Linked DNA regions of Homo sapiens: region 2 is linked to region 1. A link is an interaction called in ENCODE POLR2A ChIA-PET data of the cell type or tissue named here. Cell type or tissue: PC-9. All regions are shown on one strand.

What was found. ChIA-PET counts read pairs that join two places held together with the same protein. Peaks named below come from ENCODE experiments on the same cell type or tissue, not always from the same donor. Only the 100,000 strongest peaks of a DNase experiment are listed, where the experiment ranks them.
Region 2: POLR2A ChIA-PET joins it to region 1 with 8 read pairs; 3 of 35 experiments call an interaction of 5 or more read pairs at or near these places.

Annotation. Positions count from the first base shown.
Region 1 is chr3:129,237,637-129,240,136 of GRCh38, reverse strand. No RefSeq gene overlaps it. Among named protein-coding and RNA genes, the nearest start is that of COPG1, 11 kb to the left of the region's middle. In PC-9, no CTCF peak of the experiment used is centred here; a DNase peak (open chromatin) is centred at 1,036; H3K27ac peaks cover 1,340 bases.
Region 2 is chr3:128,839,923-128,842,422 of GRCh38, reverse strand. No RefSeq gene overlaps it. Among named protein-coding and RNA genes, the nearest start is that of MIR12124, 5.6 kb to the left of the region's middle. In PC-9, no CTCF peak of the experiment used is centred here; no DNase peak of the experiment used is centred here.

The sequences.
Region 1 (2,500 bases):
GTGAGCTTGGCTGGAAGAGCCCTAAACAGGAGTTGGTGGGTAGGGGAGGAAGAGCACAGAGCTGGATTGCCCAAGAGACACAGTAAACAAGTATTTGCACCCCAGTCAAGCAGGGGCACCAAGGCGAGAGAGCAAGGAAGGGAGGGAGAATACCTGAAATAATTAAATATTTGATATTTACTCCCCAAAAAAGACTCAAAGTAGTCATCAGGAAAAAATATCAGGATATTGCTGGTTTATATTAGTCATTATTTTACTTCAGAACTAGGCAAGCCAGCAGTGCATCCTGGGTAACGTGCAAGCTCCGGAGCCATCCAGCCTGGGCTGTGGTCCGTGCCCTGCCAGAGGTGTTTCTTTCCCAACGTAAAAATAAAAAGAAAACAAAACCCTCTCTCTCACCATCTCCTACTCCTCATTTCTCTCTCCTTCGCAGGAAAGAATATAGACAACCCATAAAAATCTAGAGATGGCTCCTTAAAAAGAGTGGCCCTTACTCACTCCCTGTCTTTGCCTCTTCTCTTCTAGGCCAGCCACTACCCCCACTTCTCCACTAGGATCTGCTCTACCCAATGTCCCTAGCCTTCTCTTTTATATTTTATCTTATTTATTTATTTACTGAGACAAGGTCTGGATCTGTCACCCAGGCTGGAGTGCAGTGACTCAATCATGTTTCACTGCAACCTCGAACTCCTAGGCTCAAGCGACCCTCCCACCCCAGCCTTCCGAGTAGCTGGGACCACAGGCGCACACCACCATACCCGGCTAATTTTTGTATTTTTTGTAGAGATGGGGTCTTGCTATGTTGCCCAGGCTGGTCACAAATTCCTGGGCTCAATTAATCCTCCCACCTTGGCCCCTGAAAATGCTGGGATTACAGACATGAGCCACTGTGCCCAACCATGTGTTGTTTTAAGCAGCTAAGTTTTGAGATCATTTTTAAGTAGCAATAGATAAGTAACATACCATTTCCTTTGGTGAATTCCAAGAAGGGAGTGGTCATTGGTTTCAAATGTTGCTGAAAGGTTGAGCAAGAGAAGTGAAACAAAGTTCCCCCAGAGTCATCACAAAGAGAAAGCTGGGGCTGGGTGTGGTTGCTCACGCCTGTAATCCCAGCGCTTGTGGGGACAAGATGAGAGGGAGAATCGCTTGACACCAGGAGTTTGAGAGCAGGAAGGGCAACATAGTGAGACCCCATCTATACACAAAAAATGTAAAAAATTACTGAGCAGGGTGGTGCACGCCTGTGGTCCCAACTACTTGAGAAGCTGAGGCAGGAGGACTGCTTGAGCCCAGAAGGTAGAGACTGCAGTGAGCTATGATTGTACAACTGCACTCCAGCCTGGGAGACAGACAGACCCTGCCTCAAAAAAAAACACACACAAATAAACCCTACAAAAATCCCTGCACATTTAACGAGATGCTACCTTGTGCCCATTAGGATGGCCACTACCAAAAAAACAGAAGATAGCAATTGTTAGTGAGGATGTAGAGACATTGGAACCCTTTACACTGTTTTGTTTTGTTTTGTTTTGTTTTGTTTTGTTTTGTTTGAGACAGTCTCACTCTGTTGTCCAGGCTGGAGTGCAATGGCGCAATCTCAGCTTACTGCAACCTCCACCTCCTGGGTTCAAGCGATTCTCATGCCTCAGCCTCCCGAGTAGCTGGGATTACAGGTGCCCACCACCATGCCTGGCTAATTTTTGTATTTTAGTAGAGACGGTGTTTCACCATGTTGGCCAAGCTGGTCTTGAACTCCTGACCTCAGGTGATCCACCCGCCTCGGCCTCCCAAAGTGCTGGGATTACAGGCGTGAGCCACCATACCTGGCCTTCCCTTTACACTGTTGAAGGGTATATAAAATGGTACAACTGCTGTGGAAAATTGTAGGGCAGCTCCTAAAAAAAATAAACATTGGATTATAATGTAATTCAGCAATCCCACTTGTGGATATATACCCAAAAGAATGGAAAGCAGGATGTCAGTGAGAATATTTGCATACTCACATTCATTGCCACATTATTCACAATAGCCAAAATGTGGAAGCAACACAAGTGTCCATTGAAGGATACATGGATAAGAAAAATATGGCATATGATGGAATATTATTTAGCCTTAAAAAGAAGGAAATCATTCACTTACTACAATATGGATGAAACTTGAGGATGTTATGTTAAGTAAATAAGCCAGCCATAAAAAGACAAATACGGGCGGGCGCAGTAGCTCATGCCTGTAATCCCAGCACTTTGGGAGGCCGAGGTGGGCGGATCACAAGGTCAGGAGATAGAGACCATCCTGGCTAACACGGTGAAACCCCATCTCTACTAAAAAAAAAAATACAAAAATTAGCCATGCGTGGTGGTGGGCGCCTGTAGTCCCAGCTACTTGGGAGGCTGAGGCAGGAGAATGCCGTGAACCCAGGAGGCGGAGTGCAGTGAGCCAAAACCGTGCCACTGCACTCCAGCCTGGGCGACAGAGCGAGACTCCATTTCAAAAAAAAAAA
Region 2 (2,500 bases), 400 kb after region 1:
AGTTTCACCATATCTGATGGTTTAAAAAACCATCTGTTCCCTTCCTCAGAAGACTTCCACAGGCCCTGCCCATCCCTTTTGTCAATCAAGTGACTGTCACCACCTCAGAGAAGCCCTCCCTGAGCACCCCATCTGCAGCAGGGTCACCCCCATCTTCCAACAGCACTTTTCCTGGTGTTTCCTTCCTAGCCCTTGTCCCTATTGGTAGTTTTCTGCACTGATAGACTAGTCTCTCTCATCCACCTGGGGGCCAGCTTGTCTATCTTCTCTGTCCCTGCACACGGGAGATGCTCAATAATCATTTGTCAGCAAAAATGAAACAGGAAGGCCCCTGAGGTGCTGGGATTCGGAGCCGTACACCCCAGGTGAGGAAGGAGCCTTGAGGAAGGGGAGAGTGTCAGGCCTCTGAGCCCAAGCTAAGCCATCATATCCCCTGTGACCTGCACGTATACATCCAGATGGCCTGAAGTAACTGAAGATCCACAAAAGAAGTGAAAATAGCCTTAACTGATGACATTCCACCATTGTGATTTGTTTCTGCCCCACCCTAACTGATCAATGTACTTTGTAATCTCCTCCACCCTTAAGAAGATTCTTTGTAATTCTCCCCACCCTTGAGAATGTACTTTGTGAGATCCACCCCCTGCCCCCAAAACATTGCTCCTAACTCTACCGCCTATCCCAAAACCTGTAAGAACTAATGATAATCCCACCACCCTTTGCTGACTCTCTTTTTGGACTCAGCCCGCCTGCACCCAGGTGAAATAAACAGCCTTGTTGCTCACACAAAGCCTGTTTGGTGGTCTCTTCACACAGACGTGTTAGACATTTGGTGCCGAAGACCCGGGTCAGAGGGACTCCTTCGGGAGTCCCTTGTCCTCACCCTCACTTCGTGAAGAGATCCACCTACAATCTCCGGTCCTCAGACCAACCAGTCCAAGGAACATCGCACCAATTTCAAATTGGGTAAGCGGTCTTTTCACTCTCTTCTCCAGCCTCTCTCGCTACCCTTCAATCTTCCTCTCTTGCTACCCTTTGATCTCCCTGTCCTTCCAATTCCAGTTCTTTTTCCTCTCTAGTAGAGACAAAGGAGACACATTTTATCCATGGACCCAAAACTCCGGCGCTGATCACGGACTCAGGAAGACAGCCTTCCCTTGGTGTTTAATCATTGCGGGGATGCCTGCCTGATTATTCACTCACTCTCCATTGGTGTCTGATCACCGCGGGGACGCCTGCCTTGGTCATTCACCCACATTCCCTTGGTGGCAAGTCAATTGCGGGGATGCCTGCTTTGGCTGCTCACCCACATTGCAGCCCAGGGCTGCTCCCCACCCCCCTTCTCTGTGTCTCTACCCTTCTCTTTAAACTTCCTCCTTCACTATAGGCAAACTTCCACCCTCCATTCCTCCTTTTTCTCCCTTAGCCTGTGTTCTCAAGAACTTAAAACCTCTTCAACTCTTGCCTGACCTAAAATTTAAACACCTTATTTTCTTCTGCAATACCACTTGGCCCCAGTACAAACTCTACAGTAGTTCCAAGTGGCCAGGGAATGGCACTTTTGATTTGTCTATCCTACAAGATCTACAGAATTTTTGTCGAAAAATGGGCAAATGGTCTGAGGTGCCTGATGTCCAGGCATTCTTTACACATTGGTCCCTCCCTAGTCTCTGCTCCCGATGAGACTCATCCCAAATCTTTCTTCTTTCTCTGCTGTCTGTTCCTTCAGTCTCCACCCCAAGCTCTGAGTCCTTTGAATCCTTATTTTCTATGGACTCATCTGACCTCTCCCCTTCTCCCTGGGCTGCTCCTCGCCAGGCCGAGCCAGGTCCCAATTCTTCCTCAGCCTCTGCTCCCCCACCCTATAATCTTTCTATCACCTCCTCTCCTCACACCTGGTCTGGTTTACAGTTTCGTTCTGTGACTAGCTCTCTCCGACCTGCCCAACAATTTCCTCTTAGAGAGGTGGCTGGAGCTGAAGGCATAGTCAGGGTACATGTGCCTTTTTCTCCATGAGACCTTTCCCAAATCAGCCGGCGTTTAGGCTCTTTCTCATCAGACCCCACTAAATATATACAGGAATTCCGATATCCAATTCTGTCCTACAATTTAACCTGGAGTGACTTAAGTGTCAACCTAACTTCTACCCGCTCCCCAGATGAATGGGAAAGAGTTTTTTCTCCAGCCCAATCTCATGCTGATAACCGCCAGCTTCATAAGCCAGGCCTCCAGGAAGGCATTAGAGCAGTTCCCCTAGAAGATCCCCAGTGGAACTATCAGGCAGATTCCCCAGGTATAGCTGGGCAAGATTACATGGTTTCCTGCCTAGTTGAAGGGCTTAAAAAGGCAGCTTACAAACCTGTTAATTCTGACAAACTTAAAGAAACTACCCAAGGTAAAGACGAAAACCCAGCCCAGTTCAGGGCCCGCTTAGCAGCAACACTTAGACGCTTTACCGCCCTAGACCCAGAGGGGCCAGAAGGCCGCCTTATTCTTAATA